6 separate regions of the Mus musculus genome follow, and all the other regions are linked to region 2. The links are chromatin loops, found by intact Hi-C in ENCODE. Cell type or tissue: heart. All regions are shown on one strand.

Region 1 (4,000 bases), 170 kb before region 2:
TGGCTGGAGCGCTGCCTGTCTCGGCTCCTGCTCTGGGCCAGCCTGGGGCTGCTGCTCGGCTTCTTGGCCATCCTGTGGGTGAAGATGGGCAAGCCCTCGGCGCCGCAGGAGGCGGAGGACAACAGTACGTCCCGGGCCGGCGCAGGGGAGGGCCCGGGGCACGGGGTTCGCCCACCCAGACCGGCTTGTGAGCCGCGACCGACTGCAGACCCTCACTTTCTGCCTCCACTTTCTGCTCTTTTCTGTTTCCCCGTCTTTCTAGAGTCTCCCTTTCAGCCACAGCCAGGTCCTTCCAAGGGAAAGCCACACGCACACTCTTGACAGTCAGCCCACCCCTGCCCCTCTTGTCTTCCCTGCCTTCGGGGAATGCCTGCCGTGGTCTCAGCTTTGTAGCAGCAAAACTGGCACCACCGGGCCTTCATTTGTCAAAAGGAGTCTGACCCTGCCTGTGGCTCAGGTGTGGGAGAGTTGTTCTAAGCCGAAGCTGGTACCACAGGGGTGCATGTGAGGCACAGCCTCCCCCCCCCCCCCCCGCAGGCTGTGTTGGGAGAGAGCCTGTGAGTCAGGCGACTTCCTAGACGTCTTTGCCCACACTCAGTTACGTGACTCCGCACCCCTTGAGGGGTGCAAGAGAGCGAGCCTCCCGAATAGCTGAGGACTGATGTCTTTTTTTTTTTTTTTTTTTTTTTTTTTGCCTATTACTCAAAAGAAGAAACGCGGCTTTATTTTCTTTATTTTCATGAAAATCTCCCCCTCTGGTATAAGGGGTTATAGTTAGGGTCCGTCTCACATACGTTAGACAAGCATGTTTCCACTGAGCTACACTCTCGCTAGCTGGCTTTTGAAAACGACTTTGAAGCAGGGTCTCCTTAAGCTGTCTAGGTTCACCTAGAACTCACTCTAGTTCAGGATGGCTTCAAACCTATGATCTTGCCTTACCTCCCCCGAAGCTGGAAAGTATAGACCCGAATCACCAGACCCAGATTGTTTTGGGTACAAATTTAGGTATAAAATGACAGTTCGTTTTCTTTCCGAAGCGTGCTCGAGGTTAACACTGTTGCCAGCCTTGAGTCAGGGTCACATTTCCCACAATTAGGAGTAGCTGAAATACAGGGAGAGCCCAACCACTGTCTTCAGTGTTGTGAGGAATGGATGTCTGGGCGTGTGTGAGTCTGTTTGCCACACTGATGCCCAAGGGTCCGTTATCCACCCTGGGAATAGTTTCTGGGTCAGCTAGAGGCTAACAGAGGTGAGTGCCAGCAAATTGTACAGGTGCTGTAAGCGCTCAGGGGATGATGTCACATAGTGTTGGGTGCTACGCTCTGCTTAAGATAATTTAAGACAGGCTTGGGGTCCCTAGAGTTCCCTCCTGTGATAGCATTTATTTTTACTTGACATACTGTCGTTTGTAGTTCATAAAAGACTTTTCCCTATGTTGTCTTGTTTGAGCCTAACTCTCTGAGTTAAGCAACAAAGGCCATTTGGTTTTTATCTTGTTTGTGGGTTTGTTTTGTTTTGTTTTTTTTATGTGTATGGGTGACTTGCCTATGTGTGTGTCTGCACCACATGCATACAGTACCTATGGAGGCCAGAAGAGGGCAATGGAGACTCCAGAACCAGAGTGACACATGGCTGTAAGCAGCCACATGGATGCTGGGATTCAAACTCAGGCCCTCTGCAAGAGCAGCTGAGCCACCTCTCCAGCCCCTTGTTTTGTTTCTTGAGACAACATCCTCTCTGCACCCCAGGCCTGCCTCAAACGTGTGGCAGTCCTGTGTTCATCTTCTGAGTGCTGGGTTTCCAGCAGTGTGCATTCTGAGGAAGGCCCATGCAGTCCTATTTTACAGGAGCAGACACAGATGTTAAGGAGCCCAGGAATCTGTGGCTGCTGGTTCATGTACAGCTGGAAAGAGGCCCCAGCTACCAAAGTCCTTACCCAACATGGGGGAACCCGTGGGCCTTAGAGCCCACACTACACAGGGGCCCCTGAGAGCTGGCTGGTCTCCACCTTTGTGTCAGCTGAGTCCTGCTCCCCCTGGGTCCTGAGAGCTCTCTCCGCTGCCCAGGCGCACTTCTAACCTTCCTCTTTCTTTTCTCCGTCTCAGTGAAATTGTTGCCGGTCGACTGTGAGAGAAAAACAGATGAGGTAAGTTCGATCTGCCTTCTATGAGTCTTCCTGAGGACTCAGAGCTCTGCCAAGAGAGAAACTCGCCCAGATCATGAAAGGATCATGTAAGGGGATCGCTTCCAGAACGTTCCATGAACGTACCGGAATCACATCATGTTCTGTGACGATGTTTGTGTCAGATTCAGTTCTGGGAGCACAGTGGTACTTGAAATATGGAAGGGTGAGCTCCCTGGGTCCAGCCCCGGGCTCCTACCCCTATCAGTGAGAGCATCTGAGGCCCTCGATCTGCCACAGTCAGTCCAGGGAGATGGGCATGGGTGTCCGGCTGGCACTGTGGGGGGCGAGGCTGCCAGCATCTGACCCTGAGAGACTACACTCAGTCTTACCTTCTCTCTGGTGTGCATCCATCTCTTGATAATGTTCAGGTTCCTGCTCTGACACATCAGGGGCCAGTTTGAAGCACGTGGTAAGGGGAATTAGCCCTCTTAGCCAATGTGTTCAGTTTGTTTTATGAAGCCCTCACATCCCCCATAACTAATGTTTGGGGAAGGTGACTGCTCCTCAGCCTACGGATCATGTGAGCAGCGTTAACTCGCAGCTGGGCAGCCGGTTCTGAGGAAGACACGAGGCAGTAAATTTTCAGGTCATAAATCCTACCAGGAGGAGGCGTGTGCTGCCAGAGGGCATGACTTAGCGCTCTAATTATTAAGTGTGGGTGCCAGGCCTCTGCAGCCCAGGGGCTGGCCAAGAAACAGCACTCCTGCGTTGACTGTACCCCTTGTTAATGAAGGACAGCCTGCTGCAGACACCGTTTTATTTCCTTGGCTGCTGCTGTGTCCTGTTTGCGGGTGTTTTATGACACTCCCTTATTGCTCTCATCCACAAAGCAGTTTTGCTTCCCCATTGTTCTGCAGAACCAGGCTCATAATAAGTTTAATCTGCTTTCTATCATAAAACTGGGCTGATGGTTAGACAGTGTGCTCCAGAAACAGGCAGCCAAAGAGACGAACAAATGCAGAAACAAGAACTATAGAACTTTTCACGCAACCCCTCTGATGGTCTTCTGTTTGCCCTTTTAGTTAGACAAGGTTCCTAGTTCTAGTTCTGGGTCCTGCACAGTCTGTAGAGTGGTGGAGCCCACTTGAAGGAAGCGCAGGCTTGCTCCTGGCCTTCCTGTGAGCTACTCAGACAGACACCCTGCAGGTCCCTATTGCACTGTGCAGAGCTAGCAAGCTGTACCCATCAACTGCCTGGGGCCTTGGGCTCCAGACATTCTAGATTTTTAACCAATCCTGCACTGTGATAGGAGGGCAGAGGCTGGGCCTTATCCAGGCAAGATGCATTTTCTGGCTGCTCTGGGCATCCTTGGTCGTCGTGGAGGGCGGGTCCAGGAGCCCACAGGCAGGAACATACTTTCTGGTCCCAGTGAGGTTCTTGCTGAGTTTCCTTTGGGTGGCCTTACTTCACCCAAAATCCAGATAAGCATTTACATATCAGAGAAGTCTTCTTAATCGTGTCTGCAGCCCAGGGTTCCGGCACTGTTTTCTTTCTCCCTCCCACTGTGGGGGATGCAGGGACAGGCTGGGAGTGGGTGTGTTGTCTTAATCAGGCCGTCCTCCCGGCTGGTACTGGATGGCTGGCCTGCTTCCTCAGGCTGCTGTCAGCCAGTGCAAGTGGCTGATATGTGAGCTCCATCGAGTCCTGCTGCAGCTCTTCCTCAGGCAGGGCTCAGACCCGCAGTCCCTGATACTCTGTGGGCTCCTCTGACCTCTGCAAGCCCTGGTGCCGTTGCTTGCTCCTCTCTCAAGAAGTCGGGCCAGAGCCATGGTGGTCGTCTCATTGTGACTCTGCTGTGTCTGCTCCACAGCCAGT
Region 2 (4,000 bases):
GTGTCTGTGTGGGACATACCTGGCCGTCCACCATGCCAGCCTCCTCCAGTGTGATGTCTGGCTGGGTCAGCAGCTCCCGGCCCTCGGGGTTGCCCACCTTCCAGAGGCGAGCCTCTCGTTGCACTGACAGAATCTTCTTCAGCTCCGACTCCACAAAACCTTCAAGGCAAAGAGATGGGCTGTGGGCCGTGGGGACAGGGGGGGTCTCTGCTCCTCTTCCTGGCCTATCGCCTCTGGCACCCACAGACCATCAGAGCCACCAGGTTTCCTGTAGTGCTGATGACAACCAACTCCTCTGCAGGCAGCACCAGGGGAGGCTGGTGGTTGGAAAAACTGGGACATAATGGGGGGGGGCACGACTTTCGGTTCGAGAGGTTGAGGTTTGAGAGGTTGAGGCAGGAGGATCATGACTAGTTCAGGACTAGCCAGACAACTTAGTGAGTATGCTTAAAACAATAAAAAATAGATCCCTCAAACCCTAAACTCCGTGAGGTTCTCAAACAAGTTATCTGGGCAGGAGGAGGGTCGCAGAACCCTGACTACAGAAGCTCAGGCAGTTCCCTAAGCTTGGGATCAGAGTCTAAAGAAGAGGACAGCGTGGGACCCTGGTGCCATCTCCACTAAGCTGTGTCTCCATGCTGAATAGGAGGGCTCTGGCACCCGGGAATCTGCATTGCCGGTCAGCTAGCTGGTGTGTGGGTAAATGAGGCCCCACAGTAAACATGACTGAGCGTTCAGGAGAGATGGAGTGTTTGTTTGTTTGTTTGTTTGTTTTTGAGACAGGGTTTCTCTGTGTAGCCCTGGCTGTCCTGGAACTCACTCTGTAGACCAGGCTGGCCTCGAACTCAGAAATCCGCCTGCCTCTGCCTCCCCAGTGCTGGGATTAAAGGTGTGCGCCACCACTGCCCAGCGAGATGGAGTTTTCAATCCCAGCGTTTCCAGAGTGTGGGGCAGGCAGAGCCCAGGAAGTCCCTGGCATACGCCAACCACTCCTAGACTCTGCGATCTGGGTCAGGTGTGCAAAGCCTTCAGGTGCCTGATGCCAGCCAGCTGCAGCCTCTCACACTTCATTTTTCCTAGGCAGGACATGTCAGGGAAGGTATGCCACAGACCGTCTGAGATGGAGTCCCAGCTCTGTCATTAGTGGCTATGTTATCTGGGCAAGTTACCCAACCTCTCTGTGCTTCAGTTCCCATGCTGTCGGTGGAGTTATTAATGGCAGCCACTTCAGAAGTGTCCATTCACGTTTTTAAAAGAATAGCCCCCAGCCACGGCCGTATAAACATAAACAGTATTTTGGGGGATAATTTTGCTACTATTGTTTTTACTGTTTTTCTTTTTTTCTAATGAGTGTATCTGTGCACGTCTGCCTAAGGAAGCCAGAAGAGGTTGCCGGATCATCTGAAGCTGGAGTTACAGGCAGTGGGGAGAAACCCAGCATGGGTGCTGAGAACTGAAGGTTAAGAGAGGTCTCTGCTGTTGCTCCGTTAAGAGCAACAGCAGAGCCCTGCGTGGTGGTGCACGCCTTTAATCCCAGCACTCAGGAGGCAGAGCAGGCGGATTTCTGAATTCAAAGCCAGCCTGGTCTACAAAGTGAGTTCCAGGACAGCCAGGGCTACACAGAGAAACCCTGTCTCAGGGGAGGGGTGGGGGGGGGAGCAACAGCAGAGACCTCTCCACCTCTCCAGGCCTAAGGAGCCTGCTATTGTCTGGTGCTAAGCAAAAGACAGCCTTGAAGGACACCTTCTCTTCAAGCAGCCAGAAGCCTTGGTTCTCTGCTTGGAGCTGGGTGGGGCCGGGGTGAGGGGTCCCAGACAGTTGAGATCAACAGTCCAGCCGGTCTAAAGCCAGTCATCGTGTGTGTTCTGCTGCCACCTGGTGGTCAATGCTTGCATTTCTTCCCTAAGCCACGGGTCAAAGCCGGGCTTCCAGTGGGTCGATACACCACTTACCCACTGTATCTGTAGACCTAAACTTCTTTTGCAGCGGCGACTGGTAGGTGGAGGCACGCGGGGCACACCACTTGGGACAGCTCTCGTCGCTAGAGGCGCGAGGGGCACACCACTTGGGACAGCTCTCATCCACCGCTTCTTCTCTCTCCCCTTTCTCCTCGTGGGGCAAGCCATCCTTGAGAGCCAACTGAGGCGCAGCTGGTCTCTGAGCCTGTGCGGGGGTGGGGGGTGGGGTGGTCAGGACTCTTGGTCTGTGTCCCCTCCTCCCAAAACCAGAAAGAAAGGAAGACAGGAGGGGACCTGACCCCACTGACCTTGGCCATGGCTGACTTCTGGAGCTGCTTGTACAAGCCAAGGAGATAGTTCCACGGGGTGGACCCCACCTTGCAAGAGGACGGCTTGAGGTCTCCTGTGAAGGTAGTGACATCTGAGGTTGACAGAAAGTTGATGGGCGGCCGGTCTCGGAGGGAGGGGGAGGGGAGAGGCACATAGCTCAGCACGGGTATGTGAACAGGAGTTCTCACTCTCCACCACTCAAGTCCAGGGAAGCCAGCTCAGGTCTCAAGCTTGGCAGTAGTGTTCTTTACCTAAAGACCGATGGTGTGTCCCCTGGTCTCATTACTTTCTGTGATTTTGTTGTTGCTGTTCTGTGTTCTTGAGATACCTCACTGAAGGCTGGCCTTGAACTCCTGACCTTCCTCCTCTGCCCCCTGGGATCCCAGATGTGGGCTGCTATGCTTAGCTTTGTTATGGCCATTACTTTCTTTCTTTTAAAAGTAACTTCTTTTTTTTTTAAGATTTATTTATTTATTTATTTATTTATGTATTTATTTATTTATTATATGTAAGTACACTGTAGCTGTCTTCAGACACACCAGAAGAGGGCATCAGATCTCATTATGGGTGGTTGTGAGCCACCATGTGGTTGCTGGGATTTGAACTTCAGACCTTCGGAAGAGCACTCGGGTGCTCTTACCCACTGAGCCATCTCACCAGCCCCTAAAAGTAACTTCTGTTCTTCTGATGTAACTGTCCTCTCCAAGGCTTACTGCCTCCATTGGCTAACATAGGCTTAGTCCTCTGTACAGTCTAATCTAGGCCTAGGATGTTTTCAGCCTCTGAGACTTGCTCACCCTTTCTAGTCCTTTCTGAGCTCTGGCTGGCCAGTCAACTCAGCTGTTCTGGCTCAAACTCCTCTCCAAGATGACTGATCCAATCTGGCTTCTCTCTCAGCCTCTGACTTCTTTCTTCCTGGGCTCAAAATATGGCCATCTGTTCTAATCTTCCGGTTCCTTCTCATTCTCTGGTCTGTCTGTCTGTCTGTCTGTCTGTCTTCACTTCAGTCTGGCTTGTTCTCTCTTCAACCTGTCTCTGCACAACTCTCCCAGTTAAAAATGCCTCCTTCTCTCTCTCCACTGCCCCTCAAGTAGCTTCCCTTTCTTCTCTCTTCTCTGAGTTGGGCAGATCCCATTCTGTCAAATCTTTCTCTGATTCATCACTTTGTCTGCCACTCAATGAGACATCACTTTCAAACATGGCTGCTTCCTTCTACAAACTCACTTTACCTTCACTGTTTGGGAGTAAAGGCCTGTGCTGAGGATATGTCTGTATTGCACTCAGAGGGAGTAAAGGTATGTACTAAGGTGTTGTCTGTATCCCAGCCAGAGGGATTAAAGATGTGTGCTACAACTGAGTCACACCACAACCAGAACCAGGTTTTTTTAAAGCTCAGTAAATAAAACAATCTTGGGGTTCATGGTGTGATCAAATATCCTGCAGCACAGCACCTTGAAGAAGCTGGGCTAGGCTTGAACTCAGTTCTCTTGGGCCCCTTTAAGTGCTGGGATTAGAATGAGTCGCAGCACGGTGCCTACTGTGTACCAGGCCCTACTGTGTGCTCAGCCTTCATCTAGCCCTTGATACCTCACTGATCTTTAGATGCCTCAGAGGCCCTTGTTGCCCATGTCCATTTTATGGGTGAGGAGAGTAGGCAGAGATACCCAGCAATGCTCCTCTGTCACATGACACGGCGTGGAGCAAGTGGGGTT
Region 3 (4,000 bases), 160 kb before region 2:
GTCCCACAGGTTACACATTCTCCTGGTCCTCACGTGGCTCACAGACATGAGAATAGTGGCGGGCCCATGTATGGGTGAGACTGCTGTGGTAGCATTCTGTGTAGCTGCCACCAGGCCCTGTCCCCTGCACTACCCTTCTGTGTAGCCAGGGAATCAGATGAGAAGAGCATTTGCAGGTCTGGGATTTTGTCTGTTTTGTTTCATTGAAACAGAATCTTATTTTGTAGCCCAGGCAGGCCCTGAACTGACAATCCCTGTGGGGTAGCTTCCTGAGTGCTGGGGTCCCTGTCTCTGCCCTGCCCCTGGGTCATTTTCAGCTGACACCTTGTCAGGGCCGAGGCCACTAGTAGCAGTTATCCCGTGAACAAAAGTCCTGGCTGCTCTCCAGCAACATGCATTGGACAGCTGCTGGGTTCCATCTTCCCACAGGCTGCAGGCAGGGCTTTCTGCCCACAGTGGGCCGCTGTGTCTCTGAGAGGTCAGCCTGTGGGTCCTCAGGTGATCCTCAGCTCTCCATCTCCCCGGGGAAGCCATTTGCTGCACCCAGACTCCTGTCCTGTCCTGGCCCTGCTGCACGCTGTTTAGCCAGCCTCTGTGAGCCTCTTTCTCATACAGTGGGCTCACACTGCCTCGCAGAGGGCTGCCCTGAACAGCGAGGCACTCAGGCCACACCGCTCCACTCATTGTGTGCGGCGCAAGTGGAGACCCAGAGTCCACACCTTGGTGGACATGAGAGCAGGAGGAGGAAGCATAGGAAACCATGTGACACGGGGCAGTGGCTGGTCCCACAGGTGCTGAGGAGGTGGCCTTGGAGTTTGGCATGCTAGTTCCAGGCACACAAGCACTGCACAGTGCTGTTGGCCCTTTGATTTGCCTGATATCAACACATTTCCCCGTGAGAACATAGCCAGAGCTGGCTTGGCACCCTGACTGCAGCCATGTCACCTAGACCTCACATGCTGGTACAGTGGTGCAGAGCTGACCTGTAGTGGGTCTGAGCCCCCGTCTGCCAGGTAAGGGCACACTTGGGGCCTCAAAGGAGACACGAGTGAGGGAGCTGATTGAAGCCACTGGTGGGTCAGGCCCTCCTGCCGACGAGGTGCTGTTTCCTGCCTCCTGGGGACCTGGCCTGAGGCTGGCACCCCATCCTCCGAGCTCTGTGTCTGTAGCATGTTGGGTAATCAGAGCATCCAAATTCCCAGCATTGTGAGGACAGGGACAAGTGATGCCTGTGAGCAGAGACACATCTTTAGGAGTCAGCCGGAGCCAATCACTGTTTTGTGGGTCCCCTTCCCAACAAAAAAGATTTCAGGACCGTGTTGGGGGTGGCTTTCCCATCTTGGTTCATCTTCACACCCGCATGTCCTCTATGCTACAAGGGGTGCATCTGAGCTAAGCACAGTCCCCACGTGGTCCTGGGTACCCATCACCGCCAGCCCCTTAGCTCTGTACCAAGGCTTGTGGCGCACAGGAGGTGAGGAAATCCCCAGTGCCTCACTTTGCCCTATCAACATGTCCACTGCTGGCTTATCCAAGTGTGGTAGAGCTTAGGAATGCCCGCCCCTCTGTGGGAATGGAGTGGTTCAGCCTGACCCAGCTGAGCGCTACCTTCTCCTTTCAGGCGGCGCATGAAGCGAGTATGGGACCGTGCTGTGGAATTCCTGGCTTCCAATGAATCTCGGATCCAGACTGAGTCCCACCGAGTGGCCGGGGAGGACATGCTGGTGTGGAGATGGACTAAGCCTTCCTCTTTCTCTGATTCAGAGCGATAGGGCAGGGCCTGTTACCGCCAGCCTGACCCAGCCACCCAGCTGGGGCAAGGACACAGACCTTTGGTGCTCATTCACACCTGCCTTGATTGCCCTCCGGGTCTCAGGTCTGGAACATGTGGGCTTACTTAGGGTAGCCGGGAGAACAGGGGAGCCCTTCCTCTATGTCAGTATTACTGACTGACAGGGGAGAGTGGCTTGTTCTCCCTGGATAAAAAGATGGGCAGTGGTTGGAACCCTGGAGGTCCTGCACACAGCTAGACAGCACGGTGATCCTGAAGCCCCTCGCTTGGAAGGTGGGTTGGGTGGTGGGGCAAAGCTTGGTCCATGTGCCTTTTCGCTTCCAGGGAGCTTAAGGGGAGGGGAGGAACCCAGCCCACTCCTGCATGGGCCTCTGTCCAGAAGGGGACGATGTTATAGAAGGTAGGAGCAGCTGGAGGGGACCAAGCAGAGGTGGCTGGGGTCTGGAAGGCGTGGGGAGTCCAGCCACAGCTGCCTGTGCCTCAGAGCTGCTCACAGGTCAGCAGTGCCACCTGAGCCAGGGTGGAGCTCAGCCTCCTCACCTACTTACTGTGCACAGGCTTCCTGGCTGCTTAGCCACACAGGTAGGGTGCAGCATCGTGGCTGCACACTGCCCTCTGCAGGCCACATGGAGTAGTGTGGGCCATTAGCCCTCGGCTATGGAGGACCTGCTCTAAATACACCCAGTGGGGGGCCTCATTAGCTGAGAGGGAGGCTTTCGAGCAACTCTTCAGGCGGGTCTCACCTACAGCAGCAGGAGGACAGCCCCTGGAGGTGACGTGCAGCTGCCTCCAGAAGACACAAGACACCCCCTTTTGGACCTATTGCTGGTCTCTGTTTCTTAATAAAGTGTGGTCTCCATGTAGCAGTATGCTCATTTCGGTCTCCGTGTAGCAGTATGCTCATTGCCGTGTGTCTGGGTGGTCAGCAGGACCGGGACTGAGCAGGCCCCAGCCAGAAGACAATGGCTTTTGTATTGGGGGTGGAACTGTTGGAAAAATAAAATATTTATTGAGAACGGATGTGGTTTTATTTGTGGTGCTTCCTCTGTCTCCCTACAGCGGAGGGCTGGACAGGGCCAGGCTGCCCTGGCCCTGGGAGTTAGGTAAGCTGCTTACAGCCACTTGAGTTGCAGGGTAGCCATGTGGACTCAGCACTGAGCCCCTGGTCCCAAGGCTCCCAGGGCTTCTGAGGGAAGCTGCACGGAGCTGGTAAGCCCTTGAAGGAGGCAGCTTCCTGTCTCTGGGCCCAGCATTGGTGATGGGCTGTGACAGAGTTGGGGTGCTTTCAGAAAGCTGCAAAACAAGCTATAGGCATTCACCTCTTAGTCCGAAAGGCTAGTGGCCCAGAAACAAGGTAACCTAGCTATGTACTGTGGTCATAGCCAGTCCTGGCCTCCTTCCTGTCCACACTTGGCCCCATCTGTGTGGACACGGGCTTGTCAGACTCCTGCCACACACACCTGCTTGGTGAGCTGTAGCGGGGCCCAGTGCACAACTCAGGAAGAAACCAGCCTGTGTGTCCCTCTTCTGTCTCCGTGGAAAGTTTTCCCTTGGCAGGTTTTGTCTGAAGTGGGAAAACTAACCTATGGCTGTGCCTGGGAAGGAGAGCAGAAGCCAGCTCAACGGGAAGCAATTCTCGGCCTGAGAGCCAGCGCTCAGAGCAGCTCGCAGGCTACACTTTGGGAGCTCATCAGCTATGCTCAGCCGTGCCAGCGGGCTTGCTTTTTTTTTTTTTTTTTTTCCTCGAGACAGTTTCTCTGTATAGCCCTGGCTGTCCTGGAACCTGGAACTCACTCTGTAGACCAGGATGGCCTCGAACTCAGAAATCTGCCTGCCTCTGCCTCCCAAGTGCTGGGATTCCAGGTGTGCACTGCCATGCTGGGTTGTGCAGTGTGAGGGAATTGATTGGTGGGCTTTGTGCATATTGGGCCAGCACTCACCCTGGGTGGTTCTACTGCTCTGTCCAACATGATCCCAGGCTGCAGACCTGGGTGATAAGCAGCTCTCCTGGGCTCCGCATGCCGCTGAAGAAGCATCAGGAAGGCGAGGGAGACTGTTCCCCACAAATCTCAGCGTGGACACACACCCAGGAGCTCTGAGCTGCCTCCCAGAGGCTCTCTACTCACGACAAAGGTGAACACAGCCATCCGTCACTCTTTTATCAGACAACTTGGGTAGCAGCTGTTCCCCTTAATTAATGCACCACTG
Region 4 (4,000 bases), 88 kb before region 2:
GGAAGAGTTCCAAGAGATGAATAAGAGCATGTGGAAGAAACTGCAGGAGAAGTTTGCGCCCACCAGGCCTGAGGAGAAGCACAAGGCCTGGACTCGGGTCCTGTCCCGCCCACGGACCTGACCGTGGGGTCTGATACTCATCAATAAAACTGCCTGGTTTCTCCCACCCTCCTGGTTTGGAACTCATTCATCTGCCTCAGGTGCTTCAGCCTGAGCAGGGGTGCTGTAGAGCATACAGCCCAGGGCATCCCTCCCAGCCCCAGGGAGGATTGTCAGCCCCCTGTCGTGTGTGTGTGTGTGTGTGTGTGTGTGTGTGTGTGTGGAGAGGGCATCCTGTGGCCAACAGCAAAGGGAAGGGAGGCCAGCATGAGCACCCTGCCTGGCCCTCCCACTCAGGCTACTCCAGCCCACCACAAACGCACATGCCCAAGTACACAGCCACCTTACTGTAACTGCTTAGAGCCTCACTTCTGTCAGGTGCTCAAATCCCACTGGGATGTCCTACAGGTGAGCAAAGGGACCAAGCAGGGTGCGGTAGGTGACAGGGCCAGCAGGGTGTTGGCCTCTGTGGCCTCCAGCTGTGCGGGAGACAGAAGTATGACCCTGTGGATGGACTTGGAGTCTATTAATTTATTTAAGGCAATTAACACATTAGTCCCCAGGACACAGGACATGTAAAACATTACACCAAAAAGAGAGAAGCTGTCAAAAGCCACTTTCACACAGCCCGGTCCTGTCCCTCGGCTTGTGAGGCTTGCCTACAAAGCCTGGGGAGAGACAAGTCCTGGGAGCAAGGTCCACCCTGAGTCATCAAGCTACTGGGACAGGGCCACACTGTCCCCAGCAGGCGCAGGCACAGGCACTGGGAACTGTGCAGGCACAGCAGGGTGGGACGGCCCCTGGGAATAAGTTAAACATAAAAGCCCTGTGAAGCTACTAACAGCAGGCTACCATCTTCCTGATCCAGGACAGAAGGCGGGCAGGCGGGCAGGGGACAGCCACAATGTAGTGCTCGGAGGTGAGAGGCAGCCCCCCTATAACCACCTGTGAGGACCACTGAGGAATGTCAGTCAGAGGACCTAGCATCCTCTAAGGCACTAAGGTAAACTGAGTCTCTTCAACGGTACTAAGCAGGACTGCTGTGAAGCACTCCTGCTGGCCAGTTTGCCTTGGGGGAGGGAGATTGCCAGCAGAGCTGGAGGTGGGGTGGGCACCTGGCTTCCAGAGGGTGGTGGGCCACCTGACCTGAAGGAAGGGCAGTGCCATCTGCAGCGGACCTCCTGCAGGGGGCCTCGGTGGCTCTGCTCAGCGGCTCATGCAGTTCTGCACATCCACAAAGCCCAGACGCTGCCTCCGTTTCCGCTGCTCCGTCATCTGAGTTAAACAAGACGTCAGGTGGCCTAGCTGCCTTCCCCACAGCCCCGGGAAAGTCTGCATCCTCCCCAAAGGGCCCAGCTACCATTAAGCTCTGATGGCAGATGGTCAGCCCCAGTCGCCCCCAGTCACCCTCAGTTGGCAAGTCAAACGCTTGATCGGGTGCAGTCGGGAGACCACAGCGAGGGGCTAGGGAGCTGCACTGGGTAGCTGCTGCTACAGGCGGAGGAGGTTCCCACCACCGCAGGCCTTGGAGGCTCTTCCAGGCTGCTGCACAAGACTCCACCTGAACCAGGGTTCCCTGTGACTTGGATGGCTCTCACCCTGCATGGTACAGAAGCTTAGGACACTGAGACTGGGAACACACCTGCTCCTTGAGTTCATTGAGCTGGGAGGTGAGGTGCGACACCAGCTTCATGGTGGAGCCGAGCTTCTCCTGCAGGATGCGGATCTCATTCTGCTCCCCCTCCCCCTCGCCGCTCACCAGGGACATGGCACGCATCCGCGGGAACCAGTCCAGGTTCTTGTTCTGGAACAGAGTGCCGCGGTGAGAGAGGGCCATGCCCTTTACCAGACGGCCAGCAGGGGGCGTAACATGGGAAAATCTGAACTGGCTTGGGTCCTCCCAGGTGGGCTGCCTTCCGTGAGATGGCTCCATCCTCCTGTGGGCCATCTGCTCACTCCCCGCCACAGCCACGGAGCAGGAAGGCCAAGACCCAGACTTGCTCCCTTCCTTTCCGCTGCTGCAGACGAGCATGTCCCGTGCTCAGGGAACAGGAGAGTCACACAGATGGCAGTCTGGGAGGGGGAGCCTCTGAAAGAAGGGAAGCCATGCTTCCCGAGATAGAGAAGCAGGGGAGAAGGGCTCGAGCCAAGCAGTTTGCTGGTTCCCTGTCACAACTGTGAATTCTCAGACCAACAGTTAAACCTCTCTAGACCAAACTCGGCACTGCCACAGTGACTAGAAATTAGGAGGATTATGTTTTAATTCCTCTAAGCCTGGTATTTTTAAGCTGCTCCAGGCTTTCTCTCTGACTGGGACAATGTTGACTTTAGGAAGCTGTTCTCCCATGCTGTGCTTTCTAAAAGAGGTCCTGTGGGGAATCTACATCCCTCAGTGGGGTCTCCCCACTCCACTGCCCAACCCCCCAACTGCTGCTGTGCAGGGGTGAGGGGGGAAGCTGGTTCACCACGCTTCTCTGGGGCTGACAGATTCATTGCATGTTTGCTTTCTCCATATAGCAGGAGTGTGGGTCCACCCACGGGTGGTGGTGGCCAGCAGGGCTTTGCACAGTGAGGGCTGGCCCCAGCTGCTCCTCACTCCTTGGCTGACCCCACAAGCCACTGCAGCTGCCACCCCTCAGGCCAAGGCCAGCAGCTGTTGTGCCTCCTCCCAGGTGTCAATGAGCCCGGGCGCACGGACACCCTCACCTTGATCATCTGAGCCACATAGCTCTCGGGGCCGGTGTAGTCTGTCTTGTTCTTGACTCGGACCAGTACAATGAAGTACAGGTAGTTCCACATGTTATGCTCCAGTTTGATGTGCTCCTCGAAGGACACTGTCTTGTTGTCAAACTTGTCCCTCTCCAGACCTGGGGGCAGAAGGAGGGCCACCACTGAGGACCACCATGGGGACTGCTCCTAACAGCTCTCCTGGGTGATGCGGGTCACTGTTCAAGCTCCAATGCTTAGTGGTGGGGACACCACCGCACGTGGCTGCAGCCCTCCTGCAGAGAAAGCGCTAGGGACTCTGGGAACATCAGGATTACCTGAGCCCAGCAGTGACAGTGACAGCTGGGTCAACAGCATGGCCTGCCAGGTGAGCCCTGCTCTCTGGGCCCTGGCCACTGGTGAGGACATGACTGGATTCAGAAGGAGCAATGGACTAAAACCAGAAGCCTGAGACCACAGTGGCATCAAGTTCCTCTCCTGGAAGGCCGAGGGCTCAAAGCAGTGGCTTCTTGGGCCCCAGTGATCCACCTCAGGCCAGGTCAGCAAGGGTGGGACTGGGTGCCATGGCTCAGATGCCTCCAGCCATGCAGTGGGAAGCCAACAGCCGAGCTAGGAAGTGAGCCTCACCACAGATGAAGCACGTGGTCTTAAGGATTTCCTCTTTCTTCTGCTTCTCGCTGCGCAGATCGGCAAAGGTGTCGATGATCACCCCAAAGATGAGGTTCAACACGATGATGATGACGATAAAGAAGAACAGAAGGTCATACACCACTCTGGCTGGGAAGAGCGACTCCTGCAGAGCACGGGGACACCGTGAGGACAGAATCACCGCAAGCCCCCGAGAGAGACAACAGACAACAGTGACCCCCAGCTGCCAACCAGAAAGATGCCACCAGCTAACATTTAGAAACGGCTGACCAGGAGGAAGCCCTTACAAGTTTGTTGCGTGTGGCAAGTCCTGCTACAAAACAGGGCTTGTTTCTGCCTCTAACTTGGTTAAGGGGGATGGGGGGCAGCTGCGAGCTCCCGGATCAGCAGCCCGGATGCCGCGCCTCTCACATTCCAGAACCTTGGTCTAAGCCAGAGATCAGTGATGGACACAGCTTGGCCGCCCAAGCCAAACTGAGGCTCCACCTTGTCCTCCCTCTCTAGGCTGAGGAAGCCACTGACTGCT
Region 5 (4,000 bases), 490 kb before region 2:
TAGGTGTTGTTCCTTCACAGAATCCATGTCTGCGGTAGACAATCTTTAGGTGCCTCATCTGACCAGTCCCGGTAGTGTTTCGTCTCTTAGCCTTGGCACTCCAGCTATACTTTCTCTTGTGCTCAGTAGGGAGCCACACTTGCCACAGGTCAACTTCTGAAGGTGGTAGGCCTTGGAGCTACAGTGGTGGCACAGCGTGTGTGTCTTATTGCGACGCTTTCCAAAGGATGACATTCATCATCTTGCTTCCACTGGCGAGGCCAAAAAGCCATCCTGATGGCCCAGTCTAGTGAACATTTTTGGGTAGAGCTTGAAGGCCCATTCATCTAAGCCAAGATAAGCCATTTGGTTAAAGGACACCCCACACCCCCATCTCAACCCCTTCTCTCTGCCCAAGATGGCAGAGTCCCACATAAAGCCCTCTGTCCCTTGTCTGAGGGTAGACCATGGAACACCCCAGCCCCTCTGCCCACCATCTCCACTCCTATCTCTGTTATTTGTACATCTCTGTAAGTTCAAGACCAGGTGGACCCAAATAGTGAGATGGTGTCTTCACAAAGTAACCTACCAATTAAAATAAAACAAACCATGCCACAGTTAAAACAAAGAGGGGTAAGGAAGAGCCAGGTGGTGGTGGTGGCACACACCTTTAATCCCAGCACTTGGGAGACAGAGGCAGGTGGATCTCTGAGTTCGAGGCCAGCCTGGTCTACAGAGTGAGTTCCAGGACAGCCAGGGCTGCACAGAGAAACCCTGTCTTGAAACGGTCCACCCCCCCCCCCCCAGTAAGGAGAGACTATTAGGGAAGACATATTGAACCTCTGGCTCTAGAGATACACACATGGGTACACACAGAGGCACAAATGTCACACCTCTCTTGGGAATATCAGCCTGGCCTTGCTAGGGCTGACAATGCTCAGGAGGCTGAGTTCTTTGTCGCCTCCCCTGTCACCCCACACATCTCTGGGGTTGCTGAGGAGGGGGCTACCTCAGGACAGCCTTCCTTCCCTGCACTGAGAGTGCAGCTGTGTGCACTGAGTCCCTGCTCTATTTTGGAGAGTTCGAGGCTGGGGACCTTGTGCAAGTCTGCTGTCTATTGCTGTGATAAAGATGTAGCCCAAAGGCAACTTGGAGAACACAGGGCGCACTTGGCTTACGGGGCCCTGATCACAGCCCATCAGTGATGTAAACCTAGTCAGGAGTCAACACAGACACACGGAGAGTCACTGCTCGCTGTCCACACCAGGACAGTAACTGCCATGGCTGCCCTTTCTTTTCAGACATGTCTCCCTGGGTAGCCATGGCTGCCTTCTGAATGCTGGGATCGAACCTGTTTGCTTCCATGCCTGGGTCTAGCTTACCTTCTTACACTTGTCTCAGGATGAAACTGTGGTCCTCCACATCAATTAATCAAGAGAACCCCCACCCCCACCCCCAGCCTTTCCTACAGGCCAAACTGATGGTGGTTTTTCTCAATAGAGTTTGCTTGTTTTCAAATGACTGTAACTTGGGTTAAGTTTACAAAAGAGAAATCACGGGCGTTTTGCATAGATTTGGGTTTGGCTGGTTTGAGGTGCAGCCTCAAACTTAGTCGGAGTCCTTGTGGTTCGAGCGTGCAGCAAGGGTGAGAGAAGGAGGGAACTGGGATTGGGAAAGGCTGACGGTTACAACTTTCTACCCATCCTTGCTGGCTTCCACACCTCGGCATCGCAGCCCACTCAAGAAACCGGGGACCCGCACGGGTCTCTTTCAAAGGGCATATGTGGATTAGAAAAGCCTTGTCGTCATTGCAGGTGAGTGGCTGCGCACGAATCTGAGGGCGGCGGCCCAGCTGGAAAATGGTCCTGAAATAGGGGCCCTGCCACCCCCGCTGCCTCCTCCCGGAATCTGTTCAGGTGAAAACAACTCTCTGCATCCCGGCGTCTCCCCCTCCTCCCGCTCCTGCCAACTCACACCTGAGCCTGGGTCCCGCTCAGATCCGCGGACGCACCAGCGGCCGGCCAGCGCGTGCAGTGAGGCCGCTCGGCCACGAGGCGGCGCTGCAGGCCCGCGATGGGAGCGTACCCAGGTTCTGCTCGCCGCCGGCACCTGAGAGCCCATCTCTATTTGAAGGTGGTGGCCCGAGGCCAAAGGGAATTTCATCCTGTGGACGATCCTTAGAACAATTCACTCATGCTGCTACTGGTGCAGGGGAGGGTCGGGGCCCTGCAGGACCCCCCACCCCACCCTAGGCCTCTCATGTTCTTTGCTGCTTTTGGTCCATTTCCACACTTTCTGAAGCCTAAACTTGGTAAGAGATAGCCCACTGATCATGTGCCCAGATAACATTAGTTACACATTACAAGGTATAGAAATGGAGGAGACACATAATTCCTCCATCTTTGGGAGGAGAACCACGGACATGAGTACCCTAAAATTCTCCACTTGGGCTTATAAGGTTGAGGGGGAGTTGGGGGTAGAGAAGGGATCTGGACAGAGGGTGAGAGGGGGCCATTGGGTGCTGCCTCCAGATCTGCCCAACCTGACCCATGGAGTGTTGCCTCTCTGTAGAGGAGATGCTGTAGATAGGGGTGGCCTGACTGCACTGTGACTGTGGCTTTGGTGTGGGCCGTGGAGCTTTGAACCTTGGGGCATGTTAGCTCCAGGGGACTACACCCTCTTGTGATCCTGGATTGGTGCTGTGTTGAGATAGGGTTTCCTCGTGTAGCCCAGGCTGGCCTCAAATTAGATGCTCCTGAGCCCACAGATGTGTGCTAAGTAGAACACCTTGGCTGACTACCCCAGCCTCCTTGGTCTGTGTTCTCCGGGCCGTGGTGTGGCTCGTTTCTCGGCAGCCTGCACCTGGGCAGTGTGGAGGGAGAGTTGCCTTGGAATGGCGTCTTTGACATCAGGTGGGGATCCTGCCTTGGGGTCTCTGAGACTGAGCACTGGGCTAAGCTGACTTGGTTTCTCCAGGGTCCTGGGATCTGCGTGCCACACTGGCCTAGTAACTTTGGCTTGGCTTCTAAGTGTCCTCTGATCCCCCGTGTGGGTTGTTACAGGAGTGGCTGACTCACGTGGTCTTGGTGGCCCACCTGAAAGCTTACAAACTTTTTCTTCCCGCACCCAGTGACACAACCCCACCCTGGGTGGGGACAGCTCTTCTCCTCCTCTGCCGTTCCCACCTTCGCCTGCCTGTCCCTCTCTTTTTCCATTGTGGGGGCCCCACGTCCCACTCCAGCTGGTTGAAAGTCTATTAATATTTCAGTTTGATGAATTAAAGATTCTTCCCTACCCTCCTTCTGATGTCCCAGGAGGGAATTAAGAGCGCATCCGATCCAATCAAACGCCATTAGAATGCAGCCCACGAGGGTAGGAGCCTGCGGTGTAAGCTTTTCTTCCCCAGCCTGCTTTGTCCTCTTTGGGGGTCTGCGCAGGGGTGAGGTGGCTGAGAGGCAAAGGCAGGAGGGGCGGAGTCAGAGGTCACCAGGGACTGGGGGTGTGTCCTTGCAGCTGTGACCTCTGCCCCTGGCCAAGGCACGAGATCCTGTTCCCCTCCCTGCAACCTCCATGGGCTTTTTTTCTGGGTCAGCCCAGCTTTCATGGTGCTGTGTGCTCCGTCTGAAGATAACCTCAGAGAAGCCCTTGGATCGATGGCCTCCTCTGGCGGCTGGCAGTGAACTGTCCGGTGGCGTTTCCAGATTTCTGTCCATCCTGGTCCCCTACAGTTAGATACAGTTCCATGGCCGCTGTCCAGCATTTTCCTAAATAGGCCAGGGCTGCAGTGGGGGGGGGGTGGCTGACAGAGGGGCACCCCACTCACCTATCAGCTGGGCTGTGTGGCACCAGCCCCAATCGTGGGGGTGCCTTACTCCTGGTCCTTCCTTTTTTTCCCATCCAGGCTAGAGTTGAGTGGCAGACCATATTATGATTCAGTTGATGGCCAGGCTGGGACAGCACCAGATAGGACAGCAGGCCTAAGAGTGTTGGCAGGGCAGAGGCAGAATGTCCTGAGATGTGG
Region 6 (4,000 bases), 53 kb before region 2:
GGGAGGGGCTCCGGACTTACCCCCTTCAGCACCTCCTCCAGGTGGTCCCGGAACTGCATGAATAAGTTGATCTTCCAGCTGGTGTTGCAGTTGACAGAGTTGACCTGCGGGGGGCAGCAGGCTGGTGGCACGGCTGGCAGAGCCAGTTGCCTACTGTGGACAGTGCTGAAGACCAAGGAGGGGAAGGGCGAAAGGGGAAGCCATCCCAGCTTCCTGTCGTAGGTGGCTCAGGGTGCTCCCCGCAGCCAAGGTTAGGCCAGACCCTTGTGGCAGCCAGAGAGTGGGGCAAAGATGAAATCAAACACACCCACCCCCAGGTCAGGGGCAAGGTTGGGAAACAGTGAGGCTCAGGGTCCCGGAACATTTGAGGGAGGGGCACCCACACAGCCAGGGGTCTGTGACCAGCCCTCAGCCCCAGGACCTGCCCCACACACCCCCAACCCCACTCACCTCTTTGCAGCCAGCATTATCACTAAGCTCATAGTTGCTGGCATGTAAGGGCTGCCCGGCATTGACAGGATTCAGGATCACCTTGTCCCCCACGACCACCTTTGGGGGACAGACGGGCCATGGTAAGGTGAGAACAGAGGCACATTTCCTTCCAGGGTCTTCTTCCTCTGCTCTGTGTCCCTTCTAAGAAAAGACTAGAACCTCTGGAGTATGGTCCACACCTCCGCCCGGGCCCCTCTGTGCTCACATTATCCCCATTGCTCCGAAGCTTCCAGAAGGGCTGGATGAAGAGCCAGGAGCCCTCATTGCCCGTAGCATCCAGCGTCACCCGCATGGCATTCTTCTCCAGCAGGGCTGGCAGCCGCTTGTTCACAGTTAAGTATTTGTTGCTCTTCATATGCAGAAGCTAAGGCACAGGTGGGGCTGGAGTGAGGTCACCAGGCCTGAGAGGCCAGGCCCTTGGGGAGGAGAAGGACACTGGGCCCTTGGTCACACAGGGTATCAGACATATTATCACAGGAGGATACACGGCATCACAAACAGTCACAAGCACGCACACCTTGTCACAGGGGAGCAGTCAGTCTCAACACTGCACACCAGGTCTGGGTGCAGCTCAGCGGGAGACGACCTGCCAAGCATGCACAGGTTCTGGCTCATCCTGCACCTCCACGAAGAAACACAAATTATGCACACCTTAGCTCCTGTCATCTTGTCCCCAAACATAGTCCAGGATGACCCGAGACTTCTCACCCTCCTCCCCACACTTCCTGAGCGAGCGCTGGGATCACAGGCGAGTACCACCTGGCCTATTTATGAGATGCTAGGGATAAGCCCAGTGCTTTGCATACACCAGGCAAGCACTCTACCCATTAAACTACATCCCCAGCCCTGATTAATCAAACACAGAATCTTCCAACAATCCCCAGGGGCAAGGGTTAAAGCCTTAGGTGGGCTAAGAAGCTTTGCCCTGGAAAGTTGACTCCATAGATAATGCTGGTGGGCTGCTAGGGTTCAGAAGCTTCTAGTCAGAGGATGGACTATCTCCGAGAAGCATCTCTGAGGTGGCAGGGGAACGGACCCACTAAAGCCCTAAGCACGCCACATGTCTCCTTCCTGAAAGACTTAAGATTGCTCTTATTAAAGCAACAATTATGCTTCTGAAGATGCCTGTCTGCCTTCATTCCCACATCACCTCCATCAAACCTGATCTAGCAAATGCTATCACTAGCTGGCTTTAAGATTTATTTTCACTTTATGTGTATAAAGGTTTTTCTTGCATGGATGTATGGCCACTGTGTGCATGCAGTACCCACAGCAGCCAGAAGGGGGCAGTGGATCCCCTGGAACTTGAGTTACAGATACTTGTAAGCAGTTCTATGTGAGCTGCTGGAAGGGTCCTTTGAAAGAGCAGCAAGTGCTCTTAGGCACGGAGCCATCTCTCCAGTCCCTGCTGGGTGGCTTACAAATGAGTAAATGAGGCATAGGGAGTTAAGGAATTTGTCTGAGGTCACAGCACTTTAGGAATGGCAGGGCCACACTGAGATGAGACCCTAGCTACGTATGAGCTTATGACCCCTAAGCTAAAAACACTCCCCTGGGCACAATACCAAAGTGCAGTCAGAGATACAAACACCACACACACACACACACACACACACACACACACACACAGGTGAGCACACCCATACACATATATACATGCATACCCAGACACACACATACATGTACATGCACACCCAGACACATACACACGACATGTACACATACACACACACATATACATACACACACACAAATAGCATGCATACACACTCACACATGCACACACACATACATACATTCATGCACACATACACACATACACGCACATGCACACCCACAGACACATATACACACATGTACACATACACAGACACACACATAGCATACATACACACGCACACACATACATGCACACGGACATACACAGACACATGCACATACGCATGCACACATACACACATGCATGCACATGCACACGAACACACACACACAAAGGTAGGGAGTGGCGCTCTGCGCCAAGGCCACACCTGAATCACGCTGCCGTACTTCACCACGTCCCCGTGCACCTTCTTGTTCTCTGTGTCATTTTGCTTCTGCTCCATCTGGGCTGCGTGCTGCAGACACACGGGGCAGGGAAGGCTCAGAAGCTGCTCCTCTCAGAGGGAGATGCCTTTATGTACACGCTAAATGCGTGTGCATGCACGCGCGCACTCACACACACACTGAGGCTCACATTCACCTTGGACCCGTCTCAAGTGCTGCAACCAGGAGGCCCTTCATGGGGTGACAAAATCCCTCCCACTAAAGCAATGGCCTAGAAGCAGAGAGCAGCCAGTGGCCTGACCTGTCGGGCACGGTCCCACAGGACCCTGAGCCTCATGCCTCTGACACATCCAGCTACCTAAAACCTGAACGTGCTCCCTACCCCACCCCATCCCACCCCGTTCTCCAGGATACCTCCACTTCAGGCTAAGCAGGGCAAAGGCCACTTCCCACTCCTTCCTTGACCCCTCCAGAGAGTCCCTTCCCTTCCTTGATGCTGCACCAGCTCAGGTGGCCTCAGGGTTGAGCGCCATTACCTCTCAGGGGAGTCTCATAATCTGCCATCCACCCAGGACCTCCCCGAGGGGAGGCCTCCTCCATCAGACAAGCACACCCTGAGCACAGTGGTCCCCCTGTGCTTCCTGCCCCTCAGTGCTAAAACCAGGCCAGGGAGGGCTACAGTGGCTGCCGCAGGGCCTTGCATTTGCCACACGTCCCTCCACAAAGCTACAGTGTGGGGCTCTGACCCTGTGGCTCAGATGTGAGCCATCAGCTCAGCCTGAGGAATGGCCCCACCCTGGGACCAGAGCTTGGGCAGCCCTTCCAGGCCTCCCTCCATGGACAGGTCACAGCTACAGGGAGGGATCCACCCAGACCCTATATTAGTCCCACAACCACAGGACAAGGGGCTCAGAGGCACACACAAGCTGCTGACCCTAGTCCAAGTTTCCCATGGCCAATGTCAAGACCGGGGCTAGACCTGAGCGTTGTTAGGAGAAACTCAGGATGTGAGCTGAGTCTCCACTCACAGGAGCCCGTGCCCCTTCATCACCAGGCCCAGTACCTCAGCTGTATACATGTAACCAAGAAACACAAGAGACATCAAAGACCTAGGGATTGCCTTAGCTGGACTCCAGACTCACTGTGTGAGCTGACCAGTCCTGTTGAGGAGCTCTGAGCTCCAGGTCTATAAAGCAAATGGGACCTAAGGCTAGACCCACGGCTCTCAAATTAGGTTCCCTGGAGACATACCTCCAGGAGTCACTCGAAAGCCTGAGTGGCTGTCTGGGTAGCTCATATCTAATCGTTGAGTCATGTGCCCTGACTCAGGGCAGGAAGGACTTGCACAGACTCTAGGTGCCTAGATGGGCACTTCTCTTCCTGTTTGTCCTGACTCATGGCCCTTTACAGCAGCCGCACCGCTCAGTGTTTTTGAGACTCTCCTCGCATGCACGAGGCCTGCAGT

The links. Peaks named below come from ENCODE experiments on the same cell type or tissue, not always from the same donor. Only the 100,000 strongest peaks of a DNase experiment are listed, where the experiment ranks them.
Region 1: it touches region 2 in a loop (3-fold over the local background); 8 of 42 quality-filtered maps call a loop at or near these places.
Region 3: a loop joins it to region 2, with 3 times the contacts of the local background. A loop is called at or near these places in 8 of 42 quality-filtered maps.
Region 4: it touches region 2 in a loop (6-fold over the local background); 19 of 42 quality-filtered maps call a loop at or near these places.
Region 5: a loop joins it to region 2, with 4 times the contacts of the local background. A loop is called at or near these places in 16 of 42 quality-filtered maps.
Region 6: it touches region 2 in a loop (7-fold over the local background); 27 of 42 quality-filtered maps call a loop at or near these places.

The regions. Positions count from the first base shown.
Region 1 is chr17:27,199,783-27,203,782 of GRCm38, reverse strand. It overlaps Lemd2 (LEM domain containing 2), which reads left to right. Exons shown (of 9, transcript NM_146075.2): 1 at 1-124; 2 at 2,106-2,146. Among named protein-coding and RNA genes, the nearest start is that of Lemd2, 2.7 kb to the left of the region's middle. In heart, CTCF peaks have their summits at 1,590 (motif pointing right) and 2,773; DNase peaks (open chromatin) are centred at 97 and 2,804; H3K4me3 peaks cover 1,083 bases; H3K27ac peaks cover 621 bases.
Region 2 is chr17:27,030,924-27,034,923 of GRCm38, reverse strand. It overlaps Ggnbp1 (gametogenetin binding protein 1), which reads right to left. Exons shown (of 6, transcript NM_027544.2): 3 at 2,267-2,361; 4 at 1,953-2,163; 5 at 20-159. Among named protein-coding and RNA genes, the nearest start is that of Ggnbp1, 3.7 kb to the right of the region's middle. In heart, a CTCF peak has its summit at 1,882 (motif pointing left); a DNase peak (open chromatin) is centred at 1,883; H3K4me3 peaks cover 591 bases; H3K27ac peaks cover 1,248 bases.
Region 3 is chr17:27,188,412-27,192,411 of GRCm38, reverse strand. It overlaps Lemd2 (LEM domain containing 2), which reads left to right. Exons shown (of 9, transcript NM_146075.2): 9 at 1,622-2,812. The coding sequence ends at 1,772. Among named protein-coding and RNA genes, the nearest start is that of Lemd2, 14 kb to the left of the region's middle. In heart, a CTCF peak has its summit at 2,418 (motif pointing left); a DNase peak (open chromatin) is centred at 1,021.
Region 4 is chr17:27,118,834-27,122,833 of GRCm38, reverse strand. It overlaps Itpr3 (inositol 1,4,5-triphosphate receptor 3), which reads right to left. Exons shown (of 58, transcript NM_080553.3): 55 at 3,454-3,619; 56 at 2,806-2,966; 57 at 1,742-1,903; 58 at 611-1,374. The coding sequence ends at 1,306. It overlaps Uqcc2 (ubiquinol-cytochrome c reductase complex assembly factor 2), which reads left to right. Exons shown (of 4, transcript NM_026063.2): 4 at 1-169. The coding sequence ends at 121. Among named protein-coding and RNA genes, the nearest start is that of Uqcc2, 13 kb to the left of the region's middle. In heart, a CTCF peak has its summit at 1,957 (motif pointing right); DNase peaks (open chromatin) are centred at 1,248, 1,923, 2,697 and 3,042; H3K4me3 peaks cover 404 bases; H3K27ac peaks cover 764 bases.
Region 5 is chr17:27,518,804-27,522,803 of GRCm38, reverse strand. It overlaps the pseudogene Gm16005. Among named protein-coding and RNA genes, the nearest start is that of Grm4, 7.4 kb to the right of the region's middle. In heart, a CTCF peak has its summit at 2,034 (motif pointing right); no DNase peak of the experiment used is centred here; H3K27me3 peaks cover 4,000 bases.
Region 6 is chr17:27,083,695-27,087,694 of GRCm38, reverse strand. Itpr3 (inositol 1,4,5-triphosphate receptor 3) reads right to left here. Exons shown (of 58, transcript NM_080553.3): 4 at 2,520-2,606; 5 at 698-856; 6 at 451-549; 7 at 21-104. Among named protein-coding and RNA genes, the nearest start is that of Mir7677, 5.6 kb to the left of the region's middle. In heart, CTCF peaks have their summits at 94 (motif pointing right) and 1,762 (motif pointing right); no DNase peak of the experiment used is centred here; H3K27ac peaks cover 880 bases.